2 separate regions of the Homo sapiens genome follow, and region 2 is linked to region 1. Evidence: read pairs that join two places in POLR2A ChIA-PET (ENCODE). Cell type or tissue: K562. All regions are shown on one strand. Each heading gives the region's core, and the rest is flanking DNA. Links, peaks and the distances in the headings are about the cores only.

What was found. ChIA-PET counts read pairs that join two places held together with the same protein. Peaks named below come from ENCODE experiments on the same cell type or tissue, not always from the same donor. Only the 100,000 strongest peaks of a DNase experiment are listed, where the experiment ranks them.
Region 2: POLR2A ChIA-PET joins it to region 1 with 5 read pairs; 1 of 35 experiments calls an interaction of 5 or more read pairs at or near these places.

The regions. Positions count from the first base shown.
Region 1 is chr3:11,240,093-11,244,482 of GRCh38, reverse strand. The region is part of intron 1 of HRH1 (histamine receptor H1); the gene reads right to left. Among named protein-coding and RNA genes, the nearest start is that of ATG7, 30 kb to the left of the region's middle. In K562, for the core only: no CTCF peak of the experiment used is centred there; a DNase peak (open chromatin) is centred at 2,525.
Region 2 is chr3:9,878,590-9,882,979 of GRCh38, reverse strand. It overlaps CIDEC (cell death inducing DFFA like effector c), which reads left to right and starts at 2,727. Exons shown (of 7, transcript NM_001321142.2): 1 at 2,727-2,756; 2 at 3,926-4,038. In K562, for the core only: no CTCF peak of the experiment used is centred there; DNase peaks (open chromatin) are centred at 2,699 and 4,057.

The DNA of each region.
Region 1 (4,390 bases), core at 302-4,301:
AGGATCAGAGGACTCATCCTTGACCTTTCCTTGTTTTTCACTGTGGTGGAAGCTGCTAATAGTCTCCTCTCATGTCTAAGACTAGAACTCTGCTTCTCAGCTGAGTATACAGCTGCCTGGAATAGAAACTACATTTCCCAGACTCCTTTGTAGCTGGGTGTGACCATGTGACTAAATTCCAATGGAATGTAAATGCAAGTGTTGTTTGCAACTTCCAGAAAACAGCCTTAAAATAAAGGTGTGTACTTTTCTTTGGCCTTTCATTCTTCTAGCTGGCTGGATTGTGGATATGATGAGTAGTGCTTAAGCAGCCATCTTGGGACCATAAGGAAAAGCCACACAATTAGGAAAGTGAAGCAGCCATCGGGACAGACTTGAGGTCCCTGATGATCATGGGGCTGCCATATCAGCGAGGACTGCCCACCTCTGGACCTCACGTCTATTTCATGGAAGCCATTGTTAGCTAGTGTTTTCTATCACATACAGCCAACTCGAATCCTAATTGATACACTGTCCCTGACTTCAAAGAGTTGATAAATTAGCATGCGAAGAAATACACAAGATAAACAGCATCAAAACAATTAAATTAAAAACCCTAGAATTCAGCTGGGACAAACGTGGTGACTGGTATAAGATCAAGGCAGGTAGCTGGACAGCAGAGGGAAGAACTGCCTCTCTCAAGGCAAAATGCGGACGTCAGAAAGGACATCAGAGAAGAAGTGATATGCAAGCCAGGCTTTGAAGGATGGGTGGAATTTCTCCAGCAGGAAGAAAGAGGTATTTAAGGCTCAGTAGAAGAAAGACTCAAAGTACACAGCTGAGTTTGAGGAATTGGGAGGAGTCATTGGAAGTGCCTAGAGCACAGAACGATGAGTCTGGAAGCACACGCTGGGGCCAAGGTGTAAGTAAGCTTCTTTACACGTTGATGCCATTTCCCTGCCTGGAACATTCTTTTGCCTTGAAACTCTTACTTGTTCCTTTCTCTTGGTATCCTCAACTTCTAACATGCTCCTCTTTTATCAACTTTCTTGTGGGATTATCATTCTTTAGCTGATTCTCCTCCAACTAAATGGGGAGCAACTCCAGGGCATGGAGGATGTCCACTATTTCTGTCTCTGAAGTGCAACACCATGGGGACATCCCATTCGCTGACAGCAGGGACCCTGCATTTTCGCTTGCCATCATTTCTCCTGAGCCTGGCACCAGGCTGGCACATGATAGGTGCTCAACAGAGGTTTACTGGATGAGCCCTGAAAAAACAAGACCCAGGGTCGGGCGCAGGGGCTCACACCTGTAATCCCAGCACTTTGGGAGGCCAAAGCAGGTGGATTGCCTGAGGTCAGCAGTTTGAGACCAGCCTGGCCAGCATTGCGAAACCCCGTCTCCACTAAAAATACAAAAATTAGCCAGGCGTGGTGGCAGGCACCTGTAGTCCCAGCTACTGGGGAGGGTGAGGCAGGAGAATCACTTGAACCCAGGAGGCAGAGGTTGCAGTGAGCCAAGATCATGCCACTGCACTCCAGCCTGGTGACAGAGCAAGACTCCATCTAAAAAAAGGAAAAAAAAAAGAGAGACCCAAACCAATACAGAACAGCAGAAGCCAGGGGAGATGTACTAAGTGCAGAAAGTGTAAGCATAATTTTCAAAAGAAGTTCAGACTTAAAGAAGTTTGAGGTAGGATTTATCCCATTGACGAATATTGTACCATACCTTTTGGTCCACTTTTCTACTTTTCCCTGAACACTTTATAGTTAAAAATTTATCTCATGGTAATCTAAAATGTAAATAAAGATTTATGCACAAAGACGCTCACTGCAACATTATTTATGATAGAAAATAAAGAGAAATGAGCTGGCATTTGGGAACTAAATGTATCTTGAGGTAGTGTGTCCGGAGTTGGTTCCTTCCGGCAGGTTCCTGGTGTCGCTGACTTCAAGAATGGCGACGCAGACCTTTGCAGTGAGTGTTACAGCTTTTTTTTTTTTTTTTTTTTTTTTTTTTTGAGACGGAGTCTGGCTCTGTTGCCCAGGCTGGAGTGCAGTGGCATGATCTTGGCTACTGCAAGCTCTGCCTTCCAGGTTCACACCATTCTCCTGACACAGCCTCCCCGAATATCTGGGAGTACAGGCACCCGCCACCATGGCCGGCTAATTTTTTGAATTTTTAGTAGAGACGGGGTTTCACCATGTTAGCCAGGATGGTCTTGATCTCCTGACCTCCTGATCCGCCTGCCTTGGCCTCCCAAAGTGCTGGGATTACAGGCATGAGCCACCGCACCCGGCCAAGTGTTAGAGCTCTTAAAGATGGCAAGGACCCAAAGAGTGAGCAGCAACATTTACTGTGAAGAGCAAAAGAAGAAACCTTCTACAGCCTAGAAGGTGACCCAAGCGGATTGCCTCTGCTGGCTGGGGTGACTAGCTTTTATTCCCGTATTTGTCCCCTCCCATGTTCCGTTTTTGTCCTATCAGAGTGCCCTTTTTTCAGTCGTCCCCACTATTGGCTACTTTTAGACTCCTGCTGACTGGTGCATTTTAGAGAGCGCCCACTGGTACATTTTGCAGAGTGCTGATTGGTGCGTTTTACAGAGCGCTGATTGGTGTGTTTTATGTTTTAGAGAGCACTGATTGGTGCATTTTTTTTTTTTTTTGAAACGGAGTCTCGCTCTGTCCCCCAGGCTGGAATGCAGTGGCGCCATCTCGGCTCACTGCAAGCTCCACCTCCCAGGTTTGCGCCATTCTCCTGGCTCAGCCTCCGGAGTAGCTGGGACCACAGGCGCCCGCTACCACACCCAGCTAATTTTTTTTTGTATTTTCAGTAGAGACAAGGTTTCACTGTGTTAGCCAGGATGGTTTCGATCTCCTGACCTCGTGATCCACCCGCCTCGGCCTGCCAAAGTGCTGGGATTACAGGCGTGAGCCACCGTGCCCAGCCTGAGTGGTGCATTTTATAATCCCATTGCTAGCTACAGAGTGCTGATTGGTGCGTTTTACACTCCTAGCTACCGAGTGCTGATTGGTGCGTTTTACAATCCTCTTGTAAGACAGAAAAGTTCTCCAAGTTCCCACTCCACCCAGGGAGTCCAGCTGGCTTCAACTCTCAGTGGCTACAGAATAGAATATCATGGGGTCCTTGATAATCATTACAGAGCACCAGCAATTAGGTGGTAAAATGCTTATGATGAAATTTATAGAAGACGTACGTGGTTTGTTTGTACAGGACAATGTCAATTCTGTTAACTAACAGGCTTCTATCCAGGGTGAATCTTTGTTATGTTACATCAACCATGGTTTTCTCTGGGTACTGGATGATACTTATTATATTTGGTATTTCTCAGGATTTCAACAATGAGATTGTCTTTATTTTATAATAGGGAAAATAAGAGCTAACTGCATTCATTTTGAAAAAAACAAAATATAGATTCCTTCAATAAAAAAATAAAAATAAAGAAATGTTTTCCACATGCTTAGCACATCTTTTATTTTCTCTAGTACAAAGTGAGAGTTTGGGATTCCTTTCTTGATTCATTCTAAACTGCCTCACCTGCTACTCCCCAGTCCAAACTTCTCTATCCTCTTCATCATTTGTAGGCTGGTTATTCTAGTCAAGTAAGTCAGAACATTAATTTCTTTGATCTAATTCTGAGAAAGAGGTGTCATGCATGAGGGTGCTCCAGTACTGCATAATCTCATTAAGTCTGGCCAGGTCATAATTTCCATGAAACACCCAGGCTTATCAGTGCCACTGGTTGTGATGAACAGAGCAGACTGCAAATAGCAAAATGCCATTATGGGCCTAGTATTACAGGAACCTAACTGACTTAGAATCTGGAGGAGTTCTGGCTTAAGAGTCAGCCTCTGGGTAAGATGCAAGAGGCAGATGACCTTGCGGGCAGGTAGTGGCCCCAGTGGGTTTTCCAGGGGTGGAGGTACATGTGCAAAGAGGCTACAGAGTCAGAGAAGAAAAGCTACTAAGAACAGAGGACTGTGTGTGGAGCAAGAGGGAGTGGTAGGGATCGGGGCAACCTGGAGAGCCTGTCCTCTGCTTGAAGAGGGCAGCTGCCACTCACATTCTACCAACTGCTGCAGACTCAGATCTGCCTGTTTTTAAAAGGAAACACAAAATCTGGAGTTTTTACATGAAATATTTTAGTTTTTAAATGCTGTCAATTATTCAATTGTTTCATTTGTCTTCTTGAACACTACACAGGGTAAACAAAATAAATTTTGTAAGCCCCCAGGTAGAAACCTCAAGCTGGTTCATAGGGGATGCAGAATGCTGAATATGAGATAATGACCCAGGAGTGGACACCTTTTGGGGTATTTTCCCAGCTCAAGTCAAGCCTCCTCTCTGAGAACCATCATTTCACCTAGGGTGGGCTCTGGCAGCCACA
Region 2 (4,390 bases), core at 214-4,213, 1.4 Mb after region 1:
GAGGCAGGAAAATGGCGTGAACCCGGGAGGCGGAGCTTGCAGTGAGGCGAGATCGTGCCACTGCACTCCAGCCTGAGTGACAGAGCAATGCTCTGTCTCAAAAAAAAAAAAAAGAAAGAAAAGAAAAAGAAAAGGCTGGGTGCGGTGGCTCCTGCCTGTAATCCTAGAACTTTGGGATGCCCAGCCGGGTGGGTCATGAGGTCAGGAGATCGAGACCATCCTGGCTAACACGGTGAAACCCCGTCTCTACTAAAAATACAAAAAATTAGCCGGGCGTGGTGGCGGGCGCCTGTAGTCCCAGCTGCTCTAGAGGCTGAGGCAGGAGAATGGCGGGAACCTGGGGGGCGGAGCTTGCAGTGAGCGGAGATGGTGCCACTGCACTCCAGCCTGGGCGACAGAGCGAGACTCCGTTTCAAAAAGAAAAGAAAAAAAAAAAAAAGAAAAGAAAACCCTGAAAGAAACCCTGTACTAATTAGCAGCCACTCCCCATTCCCCTCCCATCCCCTACTCCCAGCCCGAAGCAACCACTAACCCATTTTGTCTTTTTTTTTTTTTTTTTTTTTTTGGAGGCGGAGTCTCGCTCTGTCGCCCAAGGCTGGAGTGTAGTGGTGCGATCTCGGCTCACTGCAAGCTCCGCCTCCCGGGTTCACGCCATTCTCCTGCCTCAGCCTCCCGAGTAGCTGGGACTACAGGCGCCCGCCACCACGCCCGGCTAATTTTTTGTATTTTTAGTAGAGACCGGGTTTCACCGTGTTAGCCAGGATGGTCTCGATCTTCTGACCTCGTGATCCGCCCACCTCAGCCTCCCAAAGTGCTGAGATTACAGGCGTGAGCCACCGCGCCCGGCCCTACTTTGTCTTTATATAGATTTGCCTATTCTAGACATTTCATATAAGTGGAATCATACAATATGTATATGATTCCTGTGACTGGCTTTGTCTACTTTCTGTACTGTTTGCAAGGTTCCTCCATGTGGTAGTATGGATCCTTTTTGATAAATAATATGCCATGTATGGATAGGCACATTTAAAAAATCGATTTATAAATTGAACATTCATGTGTTTCTACCTTTTGGCTATTACGAATAATCCTATGGATATTCACATACAAGTTTTTGTGTAGACATATTTTTCATTTCTTTTGGATATGTATGTGTATATATATATGTGTGTGTGTATATATATACACATATATATGTAATTTTGTTTGGTTTTGGTTTTGTTTCTTTTCTTTTGTAAAGACAGGGTCTCCCTATGTTACTCAGGCTAAATTTTAATTCCTGGGCTCAAGTGATCCTCCTGCATCAGCCTCCTTCTGAGCAGCTGGGACAACAGGTGTGCTCTGTATGACACACATACACCACACGCACACACACAGAAGTGGAACTGCTGGGTCAGAGATCTTACACTCTTAACCACTCCACATTTCAGCTTGTCTTACTCTCTGCTATGATTTAATATGTACATTATCAAATTGAGAAAAAGACAAAAAAATTAAAAATAATAAAATAAAAATAAAAAATTATCAGTAATACTAATAATCACTTCGATCCATTGAGTGTTTATGTTTGCAAAGCCTTTATTTTTATTTATTTTTATTTTTTTGAGACAGAGTCTCACTCTGTCACCCAGGCTGGAGTGCAGTGGCGTGATCTCGGCTCACTGCAACCTCTGCCTCCCGGGTTCAAATGATTCTCCTGCCTCAGCCTCCTGAGTAGCTGGGATTTCAGGCACCCACCACCACGCACGGCTAATTTTTGTATATTTAGTAGAGATGGGGTTTTCGCCATATTGACCAAGCTGGTCTCGAACTCTTGACCTTGTGATCTGCCCACCTCGGCCTCCCAAAGTTCTGGGATTAGAGGTGTGAGCCACCGTGCCCGGACTTTTTTTTTTTTTTTTTTTTTTTTGAGACAGGGTCTCACTCTGTCACCCAGAATGGAGTGCAGTGGTGTGATCTAAGCTCACCGCAACCTCTGCCTCCCAGGCTCAAGCGATTCTCCTGCCTCAGCCTCCCAGATAGCTGGGATTACAGGCACACACCACCACGCCTGGCTCATTTTTCTATTTTTAGTAGAGACGGGGCTTCACCATGTTGGCCATGCTGGTCTCAAACTCCTGACCTCAAGTGATCCACCTGCCTCGGCCTCCCAAAGTGCTGGGATTACAGGCGTGAGCCACGGCACCCAGGCTACTTTTTTCTTTTTTCTTTTCTTTTCTTTTTTTTTTTTTTTTTCAGAGACAGGGTCTCACTCTATTGCCCAGGCTGTCCTCCAACCCCTGTCCTCAAGCAATCCTCCCGCCTCAGCCTCCCAAAACACTGGGATTATAGGCATGAGCCACTGTGCCCCTTTACTTTTATTGTCACTAATCCTCACCACTACCCTATAAAACAAGAATCATTATCGTCATTACACAGAGAAGAGAAACGGGCTCACAGAAGTCAAGTGATCTGTCTAAGCTCAAGCAAGCTGATATGGGGTGGAGTTGGGACCACAACCCACATCTGCCTGCTTTCTGTGCCCTCTGTGCTTGATCTCATGTCATGGGCCATCCATTTTGCCAAAGCTTTCGAAACATGCCTTCTCCCCTCCTTTTAGGCCTTTTCTGGAAGTCAGGCTGGCTTGCAGCTCTCACCCCAAGCTCTTTTCCCCAGCTGGGGCTGAAGGCTGGGGAGGAGCTTCATGGGGGCTGGAAATAAATGAAGGGAGGGCTGGGCGGGACAGGGCAGTATTTCCAGGAGGCTGTGAGGGGGAGGTAAGGAGTTTGTTATTGTTTTGGGTTTGGGGATTTTTTTTTCTTTGCTCCTGGAGAGCAGGTTAGGTAGCTCTTGGCAGAGTTTTGCTAGGGATACGAAGTGGGTGAGGCTGAGGCAAGCAGAATCCTCCTGCCTCAGCCTCCCACGTAGCTAGGACTAGAGCTTCTGCAGTGCTAAGTGGGAAAGGGGCTTTCTGCCTCTGTGGGGCCTGGTCTGGAAAGTCCCCCAAATTGTTAAAAGCAAAGAGTGATTGTCCCCAGCTGGCAAGGGGACTTTTGTTTTATGTCCACCCCTTGTGCCCCTTGCTCTGCGAAGCCCTACCTGTGCCGGGAGCTTCGAATAGGAAGAGGACCTCAGGGCCAGGCATCCAGGGACTGAGGGGCTACAGCAGAAACAGACCCAGAGGCACCCTTGGCTAGGAAGAGCAGGATGAAGGTGTAATAATTTTGGGAGTGGTCTAAGAAGACTTTCCTTTTAAAGAGTGGAAAGCAATGAAACTGAGGCTTCAAGGCTGCAAAAATTTCGTCCTGGATCAGAGAAGGGCACTACAGGTGGAGGGAACTATCTGTGCAAAGGGTTGGGCCCTTCAAGAGTTGGAGCACAGAGGTTTAGGAGAAAAAGTGGTGACAGATGAGCCCAGGGCTATCTGCTTAGACCTGTGATCTAATATGGGTGCCAACAGCCACATGGCAATGTGGCTATTTAAATTTAAATTAGTTAAAATTCAATAAAGTAAAAAATACAGCTCCTGTGCCAGGTGCAGTGGCTCACGCCTGTAATCCCCGCACTTTGGGAGGCCAAGACAGGGAGATCACCTGAGGTCAGGAGTTCAAGACCAGCCTAGCCAACATGGTGAAACCCAGTCTCTACTAAAAATCCAAACAAAACGAAACTAAACTAAAAATTAGCTGGGCGTGGTGGCAGGTGCCTGTAATCCCAGCTACGGGGGAGGCTGAGGCAGGATAATTGCTTGAACCCAGGAGGCGGAGGTTGTAGTGAGCAAGATCGCCCCATTGCACTCCAGCCTGGGTGACAAGAGCGAAACTCAAAAAAAAAAAAAATTCAGCTCCTGAATCACACTAGTTATGTTTCAAATACTCAATAGCCACATGGGGCTAGTAGCAATGGTATTGGAGAGTATGTACAAGGCATGCCTCTATCATCACAGAATGTTCTTTTGGCCACTGTGAAGCCTCAGGAAGGGGCTCGGATTGCTCAAGGACCCATGGGAGAGAGGAGGCTTTGACTGGGCTGCCTGCCTGTGAGGTCTCTGGACTAGAGGTGAGGGAACGGTCCCCAGAAGTGTGAGGTGGTGTGACTCACCTCCTGCCAGCGTAAAGTGGACTCTGTCCCCATGGACAGGAACAAATCGGGCAAGGCTTCTTCAGCCCTGAGTTGGGTTATCTGCTCAGTGTGACCAGAGCCAGGGGATGAGAAACATGGAGTGAGTGGGACTGGGGCAGGAGCAGCAGCTGCTGAGTGAGGCTGAGCCTGAGCACCCGGTGGGGAGAGGGGTGGGGTCTCCAGCTTGGTCTTGGTTGGCATGCATGGGGCCGGACAGGAGAAGGGCTGGGGGAGGTATGTGTGAGTTGGGATAGAAGAATAGGGAGGAAGGTTGCTGAACAGGGGTTGG